Regions from separate parts of the Homo sapiens genome. Here region 2 is linked to region 1. Evidence: read pairs that join two places in POLR2A ChIA-PET (ENCODE). Cell type or tissue: K562. All regions are shown on one strand. Each heading gives the region's core, and the rest is flanking DNA. Links, peaks and the distances in the headings are about the cores only. Region 1 holds the start of MIR5010 (microRNA 5010). Region 2 overlaps ZNF385C (zinc finger protein 385C).

Evidence for each region. Peaks named below come from ENCODE experiments on the same cell type or tissue, not always from the same donor. Only the 100,000 strongest peaks of a DNase experiment are listed, where the experiment ranks them.
Region 2: POLR2A ChIA-PET joins it to region 1 with 6 read pairs; 1 of 35 experiments calls an interaction of 5 or more read pairs at or near these places.

What each region holds. Positions count from the first base shown.
Region 1 is chr17:42,511,953-42,519,952 of GRCh38, forward strand. It overlaps ATP6V0A1 (ATPase H+ transporting V0 subunit a1), which reads left to right. Exons shown (of 22, transcript NM_001130021.3): 20 at 1,909-2,026; 21 at 2,337-2,508. It overlaps MIR5010 (microRNA 5010), which reads left to right and starts at 2,236; the gene lies at 2,236-2,355. RefSeq lists an enhancer at 4,655-5,154 and a silencer at 5,598-5,647. In K562, for the core only: a CTCF peak has its summit at 5,702 (motif pointing left); DNase peaks (open chromatin) are centred at 4,479, 5,729, 6,679 and 7,239.
Region 2 is chr17:42,061,211-42,072,890 of GRCh38, forward strand. It overlaps ZNF385C (zinc finger protein 385C), which reads right to left. Exons shown (of 9, transcript NM_001392013.1): 2 at 1,597-1,848. The coding sequence starts at 1,846. Among named protein-coding and RNA genes, the nearest start is that of C17orf113, 16 kb to the left of the region's middle. RefSeq lists enhancers at 836-1,426, 6,811-7,311, 10,217-11,190 and silencers at 2,521-2,815, 2,810-2,909, 6,041-6,335, 11,261-11,555. In K562, for the core only: CTCF peaks have their summits at 2,740 (motif pointing left) and 6,246 (motif pointing right); a DNase peak (open chromatin) is centred at 6,281; H3K27me3 peaks cover 195 bases.

The DNA.
Region 1 (8,000 bases), core at 1-8,000:
CTCCGTCTCAAAAAAAAAAGTAACAACTGGGAGGTTAGGGTGACCTTACTAAGTAGAGGCATTTTGTGGAGGAGTGAAGGTGGAAGCCAGGGTGCAGTAGGGTGAGGACTGGCTGGGCAGAGAGGAAACTGAGGCAGAAGATGTGGACAGGGACTCTGCAGCGATTCATGGTTGGTCATGGCCGATTGATACGGGCGTGTGCTGAGTGGCAGACTCATAAGTGCTGAGCTGGATTTCTCACCCAGTCCTTGCTTCTCCTGAGAACACCTGCAGGAAGCTGGGAATGAAGGAGAGAAGGCAAGGGTAAGGCCTGGAAGCGAGGCTTCTCTCCTGTCCTGCAGTTTATTCGGTGGGAGAAACTTGAGGTAGAATAAAAACACTGAAGGGATTGGCTGTAAGGGAGCCCAGTGGTCACTGCCCTCCCAGCCCATAGGAGTAGAGATCAGCACTCCTGGGAGCCATGGACTTCTTCCTCTCAATGCGGGCCCTGGGGCGGCAGCCAGCAGTGGTAGGAAAGAGCTCTTAACCACGGTGTTGGGATTTAGGGAACTCAGGGAACTAGGATTACCCTAGTTTTCAGGGTAAGTAAGGAAGCTTGAAGAGCCTGTTCCGGAAGAAAAGCCCAGAAATAGGCTAGGTGTCGACAGAGGTGAGGGAGAAGCAGACGTTCGCCCAGAGATGGCATGGTGGAGCCAGCCCCCTCCACGCTGGCTGCACCCCTGTGGCCTGGGCTGTTGTGGCTTTACCAGCCAAGCCACTTTCTCCCATCCCCATGTTCTCAGTGATTTCCCAAGGCATTTCTGGTGTCCTTTGGGAGTGGAATCACGTGGGTTTTGAAAGGAACTGCGGTGAAAAATAGACCCTGACCTGAGGGCAGGGGCCGATGGGGAGGCCACTGAGCCCTCAGGAGTGTCTGAAAGCTCAGAAGATTCTGGTCTGGGCTCTGCGGGGGGAAGCCCCATAAGGGAGCGCCTCCTGGTCTTTGGTCAGCTTGACAGAGAGGCCCAGGGAAAGTACCTGGGGCTTCCAGAATATACCAAATTCAGAAGCCCACATTCACCCCTGACTGTGCTTGGAGCAAACCTGAAAGTTCACTCCCAAGAGCTTGTTCCAGCCCATTCCTTTATTCTGGAAATAATTCTTGGTATTGAAAGGAAAACTGGGACAAAGGGAGCTTGAGGAAAACGAAAACAAACAAGAAACTGGAGATATGCTATTTAGTCTTAACCCAAACAGATATGCTGTTTGGCCTTAACCCATGTGGAAATTTGTAAACTTTGTCAGGATTTCCCTGTGCATGGTGGTGAAATCATGTAGGGAAAAAAAAATTCACCGTGTAATCTCTTTAGAAGTCACAAAAGAAAAAGAAGGTTATCTTGCTCCCAAAAGGCTGTAAAAAGAATAAGTAAAGTGGCCATAGAGGCCTAGTCTTCTCAGGACAGTGTCCGGGTTGAGAGTCTGTCTCCTGAAGCGCACTCTGGGGAAAATCCCTTCCTGCCCTCCTGCAGGTCCTTAGGGTCCCAGACCCAGACAGTCACTTTCTCAACAGAGTGCCGTCAACTCAGCACACACTCCTCTCTTGAGCACAGAGCCCCAGAGGGAGAAGAACAAATGTGTTGAAAAGAATCTTATTAAGATGTAGTTAATTAAAATGTAATGTATTGAGGGGAATGGAGGTGTCCCAGGTGAGGGCTAAGTCAGGCAGGATTTTTGGGGAAGGCATTGCCGAAATCACCACCTGAGCTCAACACTGGGTGCTTCTGGCCCCTCCAGAGTTGAGGTGCCATCCATGGGAAGTGCAGTCCCCTGCCCTGGCCCAGGTTCAAAGCGCCAAGTAGCCACAACTCAGAATGCCTGCACGTTCCCCTCCTAGCCTTATATCTTCTCTCTGGTTTCCTCCCACGACAGTTTGACTTTGGGGACACCATGGTCCACCAGGCCATCCACACCATCGAGTACTGCCTGGGCTGCATCTCCAACACTGCCTCCTACTTGCGGCTCTGGGCCCTCAGCCTCGCTCATGCGCGTGAGTACCTCTCTCCGGGCTCCGGAACTCTAGTTTCCCCCTCTGTGGGCGCACTGTCAGTTGGGGGGCTTAAGTCAAATGGAAATTACATGAAGGTTCTGGAATTATTCAGGTTCCTGAACCCAAGGAGAATGAGTACAGACAGGAGGCTCAGCACTTGTGCCAGGTTAGCTCTGCATGGTGGTCCCACTAAGGCAGTGGGAAGCCAGGATCCAGGGAACCCTAGAGCAGGGGGATGGCAGAGCAAAATTCATGGCCTACAGCTGCCTCTTGCCAAACTGCACTGGATTTTGTGTCTCCCATTCCCCAGAGCTGTCTGAGGTGCTTTGGACCATGGTGATCCACATCGGCCTGAGCGTGAAGAGCTTGGCGGGAGGTTTGGTGCTGTTCTTCTTCTTCACTGCCTTTGCCACCCTGACCGTGGCCATCCTCCTGATCATGGAGGGCCTCTCGGCCTTTCTCCACGCACTGCGCTTACACTGGTGAGGGGCAGTGGGGCAGGGCGGGCATGGGGGTGGATGTGTCCTTAGCTGCGGTGAGAGGGCAGCTTTTCTCCCACACACAGCCCTGCAGCTCTGTGCAGGAAAGATGAGCTGGCCCTGCACTAGCTTCACCTCAGGACACCCCAGCACCGGCATTGCCACAGAGTTTCGGAAAATGGTCACAGAAAAGCACAGCTCAGCCTTCCCTAGGCTCTAGGGAGATGTCCCTGGTGAGTGGTGTCAGGTCCCGCTCCCTGCCTTTAGCTGTCCCCAGTGCTCCTGATTTTGGCTTAAAGGGGCTGCTGGGGTCTTAGGGTTTCTGGTTTTCTCTCTGATGTGTAACTCTTCTGTCTTCAGAACAGTGGAAGCAGCTCTGGAATGTATGTTAAGTGCAGGAAAGGCTAGAACACGCTGCACCCCAGCTTTATCCTCTTTGTTCTGTCATTGTGCCAGGGGTCTTTGAGTTGGACCCCTGGCAGCTCCATTGTGGACCGGAGGGATTCCTGGCTCTATAGGGTGGAGGTCGGTACACTCACGCAGCTTCTTCACATGGGCAGGTTTGGGGTGGTTCTGTTTGTTTTCTTTAATGAAGCTTGTGACTCTTAATGGCTGTGTGTGGAGAGAGCATGAGTTCAGCCTCTGGGACTGGGAGAGCGGGGGTGTGGTCTGGGCTGTGACCACCTCAAACCAGCGTTGCCAGATGTAGCACATAAAAGTACAGTTTGGCTGGGCACGGTGGCTCATGCCTGTAATCCTAGCACTTTGGGAGGCTAAGGCAGGTGAATCACCTGAGGTCAGGAATTCGAGACCAGCCTGGCCAACATGGTAAAACCCCGTCTCTACTAAATATACAAAAATTAGCCAGGTGTGGTGGCACGTGCCTGTAATCCCAGCTACTCAGGAGGCTGAGGCAGGAAAGAATCTCTTAAACCCAGGAGGCAGGGGTTGCAGTGAGCTGAGATTGTGCCACTGCACTCCAGCCTGGGCAACAGAGCGAGACTCTGTCTCAAAAAAAAAAAAAAAAAAATAGGGGAGGGGTTGGGGGCCAGGCACGGTGGTTCACTCCTGTAATCCCAGCACTTTGGGAGGCCGAGGCGGGTGGATCACCTGAGGTGGGGAGTTCGAGACCAGCCTGACCAACATGGAGAAACGCTGTCTCTACTAAAAATACAAAAACATTAGCCGGGCATGGTGGTGCATGCCTGGAATCTCAGCTACTTGGGAGGCTGAGGCAGGAGAATCGCTTGAACCCAGGAAGTGGAGGTTGCATTGAGCCAAGATCGCGCCATTGTACTCCAGCCTGGGCAACAAGAGTGAAACTCGGTCTCAAAAAATAAAAATACAGGGTGTATTTCACATAAACAACAAATAATTTTTTTAGTATGAGTATTTCCCAAATGTGCATGGGATATGCTTATACTAAAAACTGGGGCAGTCTGTATTTTCTGTGGCTGTTCCACCTCAGACTCCACTTCTTTGGGTCTCTATTTTCTCCTTTATGTTGTGATTCTCTTTTTGGGGGTCTCAAAACCCCAATGTCTCTGGAAGTTCTGGCCCCTCTCCCCAGAGGAGCACTCACACACTTCTCCTGTTTTACAAGCATAGGGGTCTGACTCACTGGTGTGCCTTAGAGGCCCCTGGATGGGATGCTCTGTGGTGTTCATGATCTCAAGGCCAGAAGAGGACTATGAATGTCTCTCTTCGTTCTCAAAACCTGAAGAAAATCCAGCATCTGAACCTGAGAAACTCATTCCCCACTCCCCTTTATCTTTGATTATTCTCATGGCTGGGTGACCCCTGAGCCTCCTCAAAGATTCAGCTGTGGGTTTTTCTGAATGATGGGCGGAGAGTGAGGCATGGAAGGGCAAGACGTGGCTAGGGTGCACTCTTCTTCAAAAGCCCTGCTGCGTCAGTAGACCTGGCTTCCTCTGGCCTGGCTCTCTCCCTCCTGGCCTCCCTCCTCCCCACCCAGCTCATCTGGCTGGCCTCCCTGTTCTAAGCTTATCAGCCGACCCCCGCAAGCACACTTCCTCAGCCCTCCTCAGTGCACGAGAACCTCTGAGGACTCACTTTTTCTTGCCCCTTGGCCTCCTTTCTTTTCTTTTCACTCCTGTCTCTTGAGCCCTGGGTTTGAGGGAACAGTGACCACCTCACCTTGATTCCAGCCCACGTGGGTAGCCGGTCATCTCCCTGGGCAGGGCGGGAGCAAGGCACTGTTGCAGAGCAAGGCCGCCTGGGCTTGAGCCTCATTTTGTTGCCAGAAGATTGCTTCCTCCTCAGGCTCACCTGTGGCCTCCCCGTGTCTTCCCAGGTCCCCCTGAACTGAAGTGATGAGTGGCAGGACAGCAGGCTCCGGAATTGGGCGACCTGGGTTGGAATTCCAGCACTGTCACACCAGGCAGGGAACCTGAGCAGAACATTCACTGCCAAGATTACTGTGAGCAAGTAGGAAGTAATGCACACACCAAGTGCTGCCACAGCAAAAGCAGGTGCTCTAGGATGGGTAGTGGCTGCTCTGCTTAAAAGTGGGATGCCCTTACTGGGTGCGATGGCTCACACCTATAATCCCAGCATTCTGGGAGGCTGAGGCAGGCAGATCACCTGAGGTCAGGAGTTCGAGACCAGCCTGGACAACATGGTGAAACCCCATCTCTACTAAAAATGCAAACATTAGCTGGGCGTGATGGTGGGCGCCTGTAATCCCAGCTACTCGGGAGGCTGAGGCAAGAGAATCGCTTGAACCCAGGAGATGGAGGTTGCAGTGAGCCAAGATCGCGCCACTGCACTGCAACCTGGGCGACAGACCGAGACTCCGTCTCAAAACAACAACAACAACAACAACAACAAAAAAACCTGGGATGCCCTAGAGAGAGGGTGTCTGCCTGGGGTCCCCCATAAAAAGACTGCTTTTAGCCTGTCTAGAGTGAGAGAAGACCCCAGAGGAGGCAGAGGATACCATCAGAATGCCCTCAGGTGCTGTTTGCAAGGAACAGCCTCCCCATATATGTCGTATTTATTTTGGCAATAGGAGTATTGGGTAGGAGAGGAAAAAACAGTGCAAACCTCCTTTGTGCAACTTCCAGAATCTCGTCTTTGGAGGGCTGTTCCCGTGACACGAGTGGGGCGCCTCCCCCACCACTAAAACAGAAGTGAATGAAATTGGTGCTTGTGCGCCCCCTCCTGGCAAAATGCGGCTGTGCGTCCAGGATGCCTGGATCTTCCCTGTGGCCCAGGACTGCAGGAGGCGTTCTGAGCTGTGGCCCTCTTACCAGGGGTGGAGCCTCTGGGGCTGCTGAACCAGCTGTAGGGATGGTGCTGCTGTTCTTCCTGGCATCCATCCTAGGCATCTTCATACCTCCCACTTTATCCCTGCTGTTTCCTGATTCAAGGGCTGCCCCATTATACAAGTTCTGGTCTCCTCAGTGGGGACAATAAGAAAAACATTTGATTCGATAACATATAAACCACTAGTGTGAGATTCATGCAGCATCATAGGAAGGGGGGTGATGTGTTTGAAAACAGTGAGCAGGCTAATGTATTAATCTGCTAATTCTGTCTCCTGAGTTTTCTCTCTTTTCCTCCCTCCTGCCACATGAAGTGTGCTTGGCTTCTTACCTACCATAATTAGACATCTTTTCTTCCTCAGAGAAGGCATGAGACAGGGATTTGATTGTAGTTATCACTGTAAACATCAAACTGATTTTTATGCAGAACTATTGCCCCAGGGCATACCTTCCAAGGAACCTGGTCTCTCCTTACCTAGCGAATTCCACATACACATAGATGTACACCTACCTGTACACTCACAGATTGGGTGGTGATTAAAGGGACAGAATCGGGGACCAGCTTCTTGTTAGGAATGCAGTGTTGCCACGGCATGACAGCATGGAGCAGTTGAGGGAATGGCTGCCCAGGAGAACTCAGAACTCTTGAAATGTAGTTCCAGGCTGCCATCATTGCCCTGATATTCAGGCCGTCAGACAGATGTGTGTTGTAGGCCCTGAACGGCACAGAGAGTGGCAGAACAGGCTACATAAACAGCTCAGCCCAGAATTGTCTTTCCAGACTGCCTGCCCTCAGTCACAACCCCCACCAGGGAAGGGAAGCGGCCCCAAGACTCCTTCCTCCTTCACCCACTCGAGGAAACAGAGTTCCTGTTACGTGGCATGAATGATGTCTTTTGGCCCCAGTTAATCCCTCTGAGTCACCAGGTGGCCTTTGCCAAGTGCTGGAGCTGGAAGAGATGATAGAGACACTCATCTGGCGTCCTGAGGCTCTCCTCACAGCTGTTGAATTCTAGAGGTGCATTTCAGTGTCTTGGGGCATGGCAAGACTTTGGAGGCTCCCTGAGCAGAGCAGTGGAGATGCCCAAAAAGAAGGAAGAACCTAGGATGGCAGATGGGGCCCCCCTTGCCCTGGGGAACTTCATGTTTGTACTTTCTCAGGAAGCACACATTTCCCCAGTTCAGCGGGAGAGAGTGGGGAGACTAGCAGGGAAATTGCTTTCCAGCTTTGTGCTGGGTGGTTGGGGTGAGGGTGGCCACGGAAGGAGGTGAAATCAGGCTGACCTCAAGATAGACCCAAGATGTCCCAGTTCTGGCCGCTCTAAGTCTCTAAAGCAGCAGCTGGTGGGAGGGGCAGTATTGGGCAGTATGTCAGGGAGGCCACCTGTCTGCTCACACAGTACAATTGATGTGCCCCTCCCAGGCATATATCCCTCTTCCTCCTTGCTGGGCCCCCATGGGTAGATAAGGTGACTGGAGGGGTGCCAAGAAAAGGGCGGTGCCCCCACAGGCATCTGAAAACAAAGCTGCTGCTCCATTTGCCCAGTTTGAAGATTAGAATGGTTTTGTGATTAGCCAGGAGGGGGTGGGGGTCAGAGTTCTGGACACCTCACTGGAGTCGGGGGTCAGCATACCCTACCAAGGCTGACATTCACTCCTAGGTAATGGCCTGGGACCCTCAGGTGACTTGTCCACTCTCTGGCTATGTATTGTTGAATGAAAAGGGGACATGTAAATCTCGTTTCAGCTGTTCTGAAATAACCCTTGCCACATGGGAACACAGTCTATTCAACATGAAGAATTCAAACCTAACACAAGTGGGTGAGAAGCAGGAACCCACTGCTAGGCCCCACCGCGTTCCCTCAGAGGTGGTCTCAGTAGCTGGAACTTGGAGAAGTAGTTTTGGTGGGGTGTTGGGACGTGGGTGAATCCAGGTCCTGGTTTGGAATTGCTCTGGTGGGAACCGTCAGCTAACGTCAGTTGGAAGCTCTGTGTCCTCCCCCTCCTGAGTCCTGTTTTTCCTGGAGGACCTTGGCCCACCCCTGTGGAATGTGGGGATGTGGGGAAGAAAGCTGACTGCTTTTACTCCCACTCAGAAAATTCGGTTGCGCTCTTCTTCAAGGGGGTGCTCCTCAGCCTGCACCCCAGTGAAGGGGCCTCTGAGGAACTCCCAGTGCCACTGGCAAACAGTCTGTAACCTTTGGGCCC
Region 2 (11,680 bases), core at 1,436-9,435, 450 kb before region 1:
TTTTTTTTTTTTTTTTTTTTTTTTTTTTGAGACAGGGTCTCACTCTGTCACCCAGGCTGGAGTGCAGTGGCACAATCTCGGCTCACTGCAACCTCCACCTCCTGGGTTCAAGTGATTCGTCTGCCTCAGCCTCCCGAGTAGCTGGGACTACAGGTGTGTGCCACCATACCTGGCTAATTTTTGCATTTTTAGTAGAAATGGGGTTTTGCCATGTTGGCCAGGCTGGTCTCAAACTCCTGGCCTTAAGTGACCCACCTGCCTCAGCCTCCCAAAGTGCTAGGATTACAGGCATGAGCCACCATGCCCAGCCAATGAGTGACTTTCGAATCCAGACAGACACATATGCTCCAGAAACACCCATCAGTCAGATACTCTCTTGCTCAGAGTCATGCTTTTGGTGTCCAGCCTGAAATAATTGGGTGGGGAGGAGCTGGTCCCAGTCACCAGAGCACCCTGGCCTTTGCTTATGCCGTGACCTCTGCCTGTAATGCCCCTACTCCCCTCATCCATGTTCCGAGGCTCAGCCCCCTCTTCCTTCAGGAGACTTTCCTGCTGCCCCCAGGGACTGCAGCTTTGCCTTTGTGCCCTGAGGGTATGTCCCATGTGGCAACCACAACCCTTATCCCTTTTCACATGTGTCTCCACCCAAAAGACCCACTCAATCTTGGGGAGGGTGGTAAGCAGAGAGATTGGATCTTACTTGTCTCTGGCCTACAGGATTGTGTGTGTGGAGCGGGGGACACAGTGGGTGCCCCATGAATATCACCAAAAGAGAAGACAGCCCTCAAGAGGGTGTCTGAGGTCAGAGTGTAGCCTCCGGCAAAACTGCCAGCCTGGGCTGCAAGGTAGGTTTCTGTTGGCCTCCCCCAGGAGCCAGGGGTAAGTTCCTGCCTTTCCCACCTCCCCACACTGAGCCTGAATGTGAATCTGTTTGCTCTGCCAACAGCAGCCTGGGTGGTTCTTACTTTCCCTATGGCCCCTGTGCACCTGTCAGCTAGAATCACCCTCATGGAGGCATTCACCCATTTCCCCCAGAAATCTGCCTTGCAGCCAGCTGCCCCTTCCAAGCTCATAGCCAAACCTCTGCAAAGTCACCCCAGCTAGGGAGAAGCAGAAATCCTGGCCAGGAGTCCAAAGGAAGAGGGGCCTCCCCCTTGTCCCTGGGTTGGAGTGCTGTGTACCTTGCTGACCTTGGCCTTCAGAGACCACAGACCTGAGCTGGAGCCTGGGACCCCCACCCCGCAGATGAGGCCCTTGTCTGAAAGCCTGTGGCTACCAGGAGGCTCCAGGCTGGAGAAGTGCTGCTTAGGAGTCCTGATCCCAAAAGATCCCACAGGGAGAGTTCCCTAGAAACAAAGACCCAAGAGGCGGCCTAAGGACCCACAGATTCCGAGAGGTCCTACAGAAGGGTTGTCCAGATGCAGAATAAAACTTGCTGGCATCGGGGAGGCTTCAGACCCTAAGACCCCATTGAGGGCACCCCAGACGCAAAGACCCCCATGGAGGGAGGCCACAGACCCAGAGCCCCTCAGAGGGGCCCAGACAGAGATACTCCCCAAACCAAATTTGTGGGAGCAGCGTCCCCTCTACACTGACCTGGCCCTGAGGGGCTCTTCCCCAAGCTGAGCTGCCGAAGCCGCCTCTGGTGGGCCCGCCCCCCACAGTGCACCTGGGCCTGGGCCGCCGAGTTCAGCTGGATGTTGCAGACATCACAGAGCGTGTACGATGGCCGCTTTCTTTCTCGCTTGGGCTTAGGTGGTTCTGGGGGCCGAGGGAGGCACTCAGCAGCTCCAGATATGGGGGTCTCCTTCTCAGCCGGTGGGGGTGGGCTCAGTGGCCGCTTCATATCTGAGTGGATAGAGAGGGAGATGAATGAACGCCAAATGGTTGCGAATTCTTAGAGAGAGCAGGAGGGGCTCAAGACCGGGAGACACGGGGCTCTGTATCCTCTATATCCCTCTGAAATGCCCCAGCCCGAGGATGGTGGAAGGGCGCATAATGGGGTCTATTTCAAGCAAAGCAGCATTAAAACTTGGGACTCTTGGCTGTGGCTCACGCCTGTAATCCCAGCACTTTGGGAGGCCGAGGCGGGCAGGTCACCTGAGGTCAGGAGTTTGACACCAGCCTGACCAACATGGTGAAACCCTGTCTCTACTAAAAATACATAATTTGCTGGGCATGGTGGCGCATGCCTGTAATCCCAGCTACTCAGGAGGCTGATGCAGGAGAATCACTTGAACCCGGGAGGCGGAGGTTGCAGTGAGCCAAGATCGGGTGTCATTGCACTCCAGCTTCCACAACAAGAGCAAAACTCCATTTCAGAAAGAAAAAACAAACAAAAAACAAAAACAAAAACAAAAAAACTTGGGACTTTCTGGAAGGGTGTCCGACATGTCTACACACGGGGAGGCCAAGACACCTGGGGACTCGGAGGGCCGCAGAACATATCTCAGAGAGGCGGACTGGGGTCTTGGAGGAAAGGTGGTCACTGAGGGAGAGGCAGTGGCAAGGCCAGCTGAGTCACATTTGAGGAAGCGAGAGTCCTGTTCTCAGCTCTACAGCAAGCGCTGGCAATCCTGTGACAGCCAGGCATGTGGCGCTTACTGGAGACGCAGCAGCCGCCAGCCAAAAACACAACCTTCCTGTGCCCTGCACCCAGCAGGGTGACATTCACAAATGGTGACAGTGTGTGAAGCCATCCCAACCCCTGCTCCACGTGGCTCCAGATGCCCCCTGCTGTCTTGGCAACCGAGGCCGAGGCAACAGTTGGTGGTTTCGGTAGAGACCTGAGCCTTGCTGCCTGGGTCGGCTGAAGACAGCGCCCCTGCCCCCGCCCTGTCCCCCAACGCGCGCACACGCACATACACACACACACACACACACACACACACACACACACACACACACACTTTCTGTCTCTTCGGGACCCTCAAGTGGCCCCTCCAGGCCCCCATCTCCCATAGACAGTCTTTCCTTTCCAAGTCACTTCTCTGAAACTTGCCCTGCCTGACTTGTCTGCCTCTAACCATTTCTATTCTGGGGCTGCTCAGTGAATTTTGCCTTCTCTCGGAAATCTGCGTGCATGCTTCCTGCCTCTGCTTCAGACAGGGGCTTCCTGAGAGCAAGATCTGTGTCCCTCCCTCAGGCTGGGGCAACCCCAAGGCTAGGGCCTGGGTGAGTCATACTGAGCCCATCTCTCCTGTTATGGACTGAAGTGTGTCCCCTCAAAATGCATATGTTGAAGTAATAACCCCCAGTACCTTAGAAAGTAACTCTATTTGGAGATGGGGTCTTCAAAGAGGTAATTAAGTTAATGAGGTCATACCGGTGGGCCCTAATTCATATGATGGGTGTCTTTATTTTTTTCAAGATGGAGTCTCGCTGTGTCACCCAGGCTGTAGTGCATTGGTGTGATCTCGGCTCACTGCAACCTCCACCTCCTGGGTTCAAGTGATTCTCCTGCCTCAACTCAGCCTCTCAAGTAGCTGGGACTACAGGTGTCCGCCACCACGCCCAGCTAATTTTTGTATTTTTAGTAGAGACAGTGTTTTGCCATGTTGTCCAGGCTGGTCTCGACCTCCTGACCTCAGGTGATCCTCCCACCTTGGCCTCCCACAGTGCTGGGATTACAGCCATGAGCCACTGCACCCAGTGGGAGACAGAGTCTTACTCTATCACCCAGGTTGGAGTGCAGTGGCACAATCTCAGCTCACTGCAACCTCTGCCTCCCGGATTCAAGCAATTCTCCTGCCTCAGCCTCCTGAGTAGCTGGGATTACAAGCATCTGCCACCATGCCCAGCTGATTTTTGTATTTTTTTTTAGTAGAGATGGGGTAGTGCCATGTTGGCCAGGCTGGTCTCGGACTCCTGGCCTCAAGTGATCTGCTCACCTCAGCCTCCCAAAGCGCTGGGATTTCAGGTGTGAGCCACCGCGCTGGGTCTCATATGACTGGTGTCTTTATAAGAAGAGGAAATTTAGACACAGATAGTTATAGAGGGAAGACCATCTTCAAGCCAAGAAGAGAGGCCTTTGAAGAAATGAACCCTCCTGACACCTTGATCTTGGACTTCTAGCCTCCAGAACTGTGAGAAATTACATCTCCACTGTCGAAGCCACTGAGTCTGTGGTACTTTGTTATGGCAACCTGAGCAGACAAGCTCATCTCCCCAGAGGGCATTTCCTGTGTTCTGAGGCCCATGCTTACTTTGCAGATCAGACCAGTCCAGTGATGTCACAATGTCTTCACAAGACTATACATCCAACAGTGGAGCCCGCATCTGAACAAGGAAAATTAATTTTACAAGCCCAAGGCCAAAAACCTGCCTGTAGTCCCCAGATGCCACCCCCATTCTCAGTAAGCTGCTTGTCCTTTTTGTGAGCAGTGATCCCACATAACATGTCTGTCGTGACAAGTGTGGGGACTGTGTGTGGATGGAACAGAGGAGCACAGCGATAAGGGCAGGAGCTCTTTGAAATTTTATGTATGTTTAAAATTTCAATAGAGACAGGGTCTCGCTATGTTGCCCAGGCTGGTCTTAAACTTCTGTGCTCATGTGGTCTGCCCGCCTCGGCATCCCTAAGTGCTGGGGTACAGGCATGAGCCACCATGCCCAGCCAAGAGCAGGAGCTCCATGCTGATTCATACCTGGGTTCAAATCTCAGCTCTGTCACTCACTGGCTGTGTGACCTGAGCTCAGTTCCTTCGTCTATACCTCTGTAGAATGGGAGTGATCAATAACAGTTCCTAAGTCATACACACATTGTGGGGATTAGATGAGCTGATCTATAATCTATGTAATATGCTTCTCGGTGCCCTACAAAATCAGCTGTTTTTTGTTTGTTTGTCTGTTTTGTTTTGTTTTGTTTGAGACAGGGTCTCACACTGTTGCCCAGGCTGGAATGCAGTGGCACTATTTTGGCTCACTGCAACCTCTGCCTCCCGGGTGCAAGTGATTCTCCTGCCTCAGCCTCCCGAGTAGCTGGGACTACAGGCGCGTGCCACCACTCCCAGCTAATTTTTGTATTTTTAGTGGAGACAGGGTTTCACAATGTTGGCCAGGATGGTCTCGATCTCTTGACTTCGTGATCCGCCCACCTCGGCCTCCCAAAGTGCTGGGATTACAAGCGTGAGCCACTGGTGCCCGGCCAATCAGCTGTTATTAACACATAGTGTGTCTGTCTCTTGCAGCTTGTGAGTGAAGTCTGTCACCCTGTGTGTCTGTCATGATGTACCTGGGTCACTGCAAATGTCTGTTACCCCATCGTTTGTTGAGGTGAATCTATGTCACTCACTCTGTGTGCATGTCGTAGTGTAGCTGTGCCATAGTGTGGGTGTCATTGTGCCCAGACCATGAAATGAGACTGTCACTGAACATCTGAGACTCACTATGTGATATTGGTTGAATTATGTCCCCCAAAATTCAATATGTTGACATCCTAATCCCCAGCACTTCCAGAATATGACCTTATTTGGAAATAGGGTCGTTGCAGATGCTATTAAGATAAGGCCAGACTGGTATAGGGTGGGCCCGTAATCCAATATACATGACTGGTGTCCTTATGAAAAGGTGAAATTGACTGGGCGCAGTGGCTCACGCCTGTAATCCCAGCACTTTGGGAGGCCGAGGTGGGTGGATCACGAGATCAGGAGTTCAAGACCAGCCTGGCCAACATGGTGAAACTCTGTCTCCACTAAAAATACAAAAAAATTAGCCAGGCGCGGTGGTGGGTGCCTGTAATCCCAGGTACTCAGGAGGCTGAGGCAAGAGAATTGCTTGAACCTGGGAGGCAGAGGTTGCAGTGAGTCGAGATCGTGCCATGGCACTCAAGCCTAGGTAACAGAGCAAGACTCCGTCTCAGAAAAAAAAAAAAGAGAGAGAGACAGGGTCTTGCTCTGTTGCCCAGGCTGAAGTGGAGCAGTGTGATCATAGCTCACTGTAACCTCAAACACTTGGGCTGAATAGATCCTCCAGCCTCGGGCTCCCAAAGTGCTGGGATCACAGTTATGAGCCACTGCGCCCAGCCTTGCTGACACATATTGATCTTGGACTTTTAGGATCCAGAACTGAGACAATAAACTTCTACTGTTTAAGTGCCACCCAGCCTGTGGCACTTTGTTATGGGAGCCCTAACAAACTAACGCGCCATAGATCTCACCCTGGTGTGGTCATAAGTGCTTGGTGATTTGATGGTCCAAACCCTGCTGCTAGGGTTTGGATGTTGTGGCTGGGCGGCAGTCCCACAGATAGCCTCCAGGTGGCGCAGCAAACATCCAGTGGGAAGGTAGGTGAAGACTCCGTACCCCCTGGGCATGACAGACCCCAGTCCCCACACTCAAGGGGCAATGCAGCTGTCTCCTGGAGCCACACCACGGGTCCAGGGTATAGCTCTTCCCACAGAGGGCACACTGGAGGTCACTGCCATTGTGAGAAGGCCCCATTACTGCATGGAGCCCCCCACCAATATTTTGCACCTTCTCACCTCTAGATGGAGGTCATCACAGCGACTCTCCTGCCTCTCCATGTCCTCCCCAACTCTCCCAGCAGGAGGAGGCAGGAAGAAGGTCTTAGGTGCAAGTGTTGGTGGGGGGAGAGGTCCCATTCCCCGGGTGGAGGCTTCAGAGGAATGAGATTTTCCTGGCCATGCCAAGGAGAGCTGCCTGCCCCGCCAGCATGGGGACAGGGGTATTTTGAAATCTCAGTGCAATTTATGACAGGCGGGCCGGGGACATCGCCCAAGAGAGCAAATATCTGCCACACAGCTGATTAAACCTCTGTGATATATAGCCTCTGGGCTCACGGGGCCGCCTGGATTCTGGGCTAATTGTGTTCCCCCCAGCCAGGCTGCTGGGCCTGCTGCAGCCTGCCCTGCCTGACCCAGCCTTCCCAGCTGTTCCCTTAGGAGCCACACTGCCCCAGCTAAGCTAGGGGAGCCCAGTCAGAAAGTGTGGACGGGTGGGCAGTGACGGGGGCACACAGGTCTGTCTAACCCTGCCCTGAGCATCGGCAGCTCGGCATCCCCAACCCTGGCCCCTACTCAGAGCCAGCATGACCCACGCTAGCAGGACCTACACTTGGACAGGACCTAGTCCACATGCTGCCTTAAGCAGATGGGGAAACTGAGTTCCAGAGCAGGGCAGTGGACTTGCTTCAAAGCAAATGGAAAGACGATGCATGAGCTGATTATAGAGGCTTCCCTGTCTTTCTCTTCGCCCCCCAGCTGCTTACGTCACATCTTCTTTATGAAATAACAACCCCATTTATTGAGGGCTTACTGTGGGCCAGGTGTTTGACAAAAAGGGTCTTTTTTCTTTTTTGGGGGGGATAGGGTTTGACTACGTTTCCCAGGCTCCAGGCTGGCCTCAAACTTGTAGGGATCAAGTGAACCTCCTGCCCCAGCCTCCCAAGTAGCTGGGATTACCGGCATGTGCCACCATGCCCAAACAGGATCTCTCTTAAACTTCACAATTCCATGAGATGAGCACCATTATTAACCTGTTATCCCACTGCATAGATTAGAGAACAGGCTTTGGGAGGTTCTGTGGCTGGACCTGGACCTATGCTTGTCTGACTCAAAGCCCAAGTCCTTACCCACTGCCCCATCCCACCTCTCCTTAAAGCCTGCCAAATCCTGACCTGAACTGATGGGTGGGGAGGGGGCCACAGATTCAGAGAAGGGCTCTGGGGAGGGGCAGGGTTGTGCAGCCTCTATCAGGCCCTGTGCCTCGCAGAGACGGGCTACACCCTGGGTAGAAAGAGGTGGGGCCAGAGCCAAAGAGGTGGGGAGGAAGGACAAGGGGAAAGCAGAGAAAAAGCGTGTATGTACCCATCCATCTGTCTGTCTGTCTGTCTGGGATTTCTACAGGAAGCTGGTTAAATCTCCCTCTGTTCCCTGTCTTCCCTGAGAGATGGGCTGAGGCTGCTGCAGAGAGGGTAGGGGTTGGGCCCTGGGAGGGAGCCACCCACTTGGAGGCAGGCTCACACTACCTGTGCTGGAGAGCTGTGTAGCCCAGTTTCTGTCTGCCTGTCTGCCTGTGTGTCCATCAATGTGGAGCTGGGGGGTGGGTTGGGGGGAGCACGCAGGCAGGGCTCTGGGGTCCCATCTCCACCACTTCTGGTTGGGTGACAAATGCACGTGAGGTCCCTGGGTTTCCATGGGGTCCTTGGCCACCGTGAGGTGATGAGATTCCCTGCCTGTCCATCCAGAGAGGGCTGAATGGAGGGGACTGTGGAGGCCAGAAAACAGGCAGCAGACGGTTGTTTCTGCTGCAGCCTGGGAAAGGAGTCCTCCAGAAAAGGCTGCTTCTCCTAAAGAGGTAACCGGAGAGGAAGGTTCGAGACCTGTCCCCAGCCTTTGGCAGAGCATGAAGGGTTCCCTCCTCAAACCCTTAACAAGCCCAGTTACCCTCTGGCATTTTCCTCCATGTCAGCCAACAGCCACCCTCCCGCCTCCCCAGCCTACTTCCCAGACCAGGCCAGGCTGGCTGGCCGGCCAAACTTGGGCCAGACCCTGCCTCGCTGGGCTTTGGTTTCCTGTCTTTAAAGAGAGGGGGCCAGGCGTGGTGGCTCTTGCCTGTAATCCCAGCACTTTGGGAGGCCAAGGCAGGTGGATCACCTGAGGCTGGGAGTTTGAGACCAGCCTGGCCAACATGGTGAAACCCCGTCTCTACTAAAGATACAAAAATTAGCCAACATGGTGGTGAGTGCCTGTAATCCCAACTACTCGGGAGGCTGAGGCAGGAGAATTGCTTGAACCTGGGAGGCAGAGGTTGCAATGAGCCGAGATTGCACCACTGCACTCCAGCCCCAGAGACAATGAAACTCCGTCTCAAAAAAATAAATAAGTAAAAAATAGCAGGGCGCGGTGGCTCACGCCTGTAATCCCAGCACTTTGGGAGGCCGAGGCGGGCGGATCATGAGGTCAGGAGATCGAGACCATCCTGGCTAACACGATGAAACCCCATCTCTACCAAAAATACAAAAAAATTAGCCAGGCGTGGTGGCAGGTGCCTGTAGTCCCACTACTCAGGAGGCTGAGGCAGGAGAATGGCGTGAACCCGGGAGGCGGAGCTTGCAGTGAGCCGAGATCGCGCCACTGCACTCCAGCCTGTGCGACAGAGCGAGACTCCATCTCAAAAAAGTAAAAAATAAAATAAAATAGATAAGAGAGGGGATTGGGCTCCTAGGTCCTTTGCAGGCTGAATTGCAGTGGCCACACAGAGCCGCTACTGCTAAGGTGGAAGGCAGTGGAGGCCAAGGTATATGATTCTGCCTTAGCCTGGGAGAAAGGCAGGGTGGGTGCACCTGGTGGCAAGCGCCTGTTGTCCCTGGAGCACAACAGAAACATCGCCTCCATGAATCCTCAGAACAATCCTGCGAGGCTTGACACATGAGGCAACTGAGGCTCAGCATCACAAAGAGAGGCAAGTAGGTAGGGCCAGGTCTCCTCCATTCTATGAGGCAAAGGCAGGGGGTGAGGACCCTGGCAGGCCCCATCCCAGTCATTCATGGGGTCACAGGCAGGAGTGTGGGATCCTGGCCCTCCCTACCAGCCCAGCTGCAGAGAGAAGCACCTGGAAGAAGAGAAGCCTCATCTGTTCCTGTCCTAGCAGAGTGCAAGCCCTCCTGGGCCTGGGTACCCGCTGAGTGTCCCTGAGGGGCCGTCAATGAGCATTTTGGCTTCTCCACCCTGCCACCTCCCCACTGCCCTCTCCCAGCACTGACACCTCCCCAGGGCGAGGAAGGGGAAACAGCCCTCTTTAGTGGTGTGGCCACCACAGAGTGGCACCCATCCCAGCTATTCCATGGGCCCAGGGAGCTGGGGTCACCCAGGGCCACACCCTGAGATCCCCTCAGAGGATCCAGAGGAGTCACCTGCGCCAGACCCCAGCACATACACCCCTGCTTTGCCAGAACAGGAGGCCCGGGGGCTAGGCAACAGCTGCTCCAGGTGCCAGGTGAGGGGTTCCGCTGGACACACCCAAGGCACCATGTCTGTCTTCCCATCTGAAGTGGTGACAGAGGAAGCCTGTCGCCTTCCCCTGGGGCCTTCTGGGTGCTGGAGATTTCAGGAGTGAGCTGCTGAAAGCCAACACTCCAGCTCCAAGGGAGGGAGAGAGGGCACAGGAGGTGAAGGAGCAGTATGGTCCAGAGATGAAGTCACTGTCCCCCACCGCCTCCCCTCCCTGGTCTGCTCTGTCCTCACCCCCAGTTGTCTGCATCCTCCAGAGGGCCTCAGTCCCTCCTGACACCCCCAAAGACAGGGGCTGGCTCTGCTGGCCACTGACACTCCCCCAAAGACCCCTACCCTCAGGAAGGAAGTCCTTCTTGCTGTCTAACCTGCATCTCTCCTTGCAGGGTCCATAGTGGCAACACAGAGCAGCTGCTTGTAAGGTGGGATGGTTGTCTCCATACCCCCTGTCCTTGCCTCTGCTGCCAGGCAAAGCCCAGGAAATCTGACCTATTGCCCTGTTCACACTCAGCAGGCAGAGGAGACCCGCCGGCCCCATGCCCCCTCCTAGGAGCACCAGGGCTCAGGATCCTGGCACAGCCCGGGTTTATCTCCTGCCTGCTCTCCTGCTCTCCCTGCCCAATCCCATAGGACCCAGAAGGGGAGCTCCCTCAAACCCCACTCCCTGCTTTCCACTAGTCACCACGTCCAAGTCAGGGCAGGAGCCTAAGTCCTGGAAGCCAGAAGGAGGAGGGTTGGGAGCTCCTGGGACTGTTCCTGAGTTGTGGGTGGGGGCAGAGTGTTCTGGCCAGGGGCCCCCCCATGCCCCTTGCTGAAGCTGAGACATTCTGCACGTTGGGGGTAGGAAGGGGCGGGACAGGAAGTCCTCCAATGACTGTGAATGAGGTGGAGGGTGGGGGAGCAGGAGTACTTTTTGCACCCCCCAAAAGATAATTGTTGCTCTTCCCTCCCCTACCCCTTCCCTTCTATTCCATCTCAGTGTTGATAGGGGTGGATCAACTTTTGGATTCTCTAAACTTCTTAAGAAAAGACGGTGGGTTATCTGGTCGCGCCCCCTATCTCCGGAGAATGGTCCTCTCCTTAGGGTGGGTGGGAGTAGAGGGGGAGTCTCACCCTGTACTCCCTCTCTCCCCCTAATGGGAGCTGGAAGTCCTTCTTGCCATCACCCTTGGTGTCCTCCTCGCGACCTCAGTTTCCGGTTAAGTTGCGGTTCTTTCCCGGTCACCAGGCAAGAAGGGTCTCCGCCGCTGCCCCCAGCCCTGCAGAACCACCTAAGTGCTGAGCACGCGGCGGGCCCCCTCCCGCCGGCTCTGCCCCCGCGGCGCGTGGGTCCGGGATGGGCGGCGGGGAGTGCGGGCCCGAGTCCGGCGCCCGCGCCTACCTGGAGAGCGCTCCGGACAAACCCGGCTGCGTCCAGCCGCTCGCGGCCACCCGGGGCGGTCCTGAGTCGCAGCTCCCGGCCCCGCGCTCTCCCGGGACAGCCACAGCGTCTCCGAGCCCGCCCCCGGGCGGCCCGACGGGAGCAGGTGCCAGGAGCCGCGCCGCCCCCGCCGGCCCAGGACAGCCTTGGCGGGAGAGGGGCTCAGCGGTGGGGCTCCCCGGGTGGGAGGAAGAGAGGGGAGACTCGGAGGCTCTCCTGGCTGAAGAGCTGCGCGCACGGGTGAGTATCCCGCCTACCCCGGCTGACCAGGCCCAGCGTACCTGAGGGCT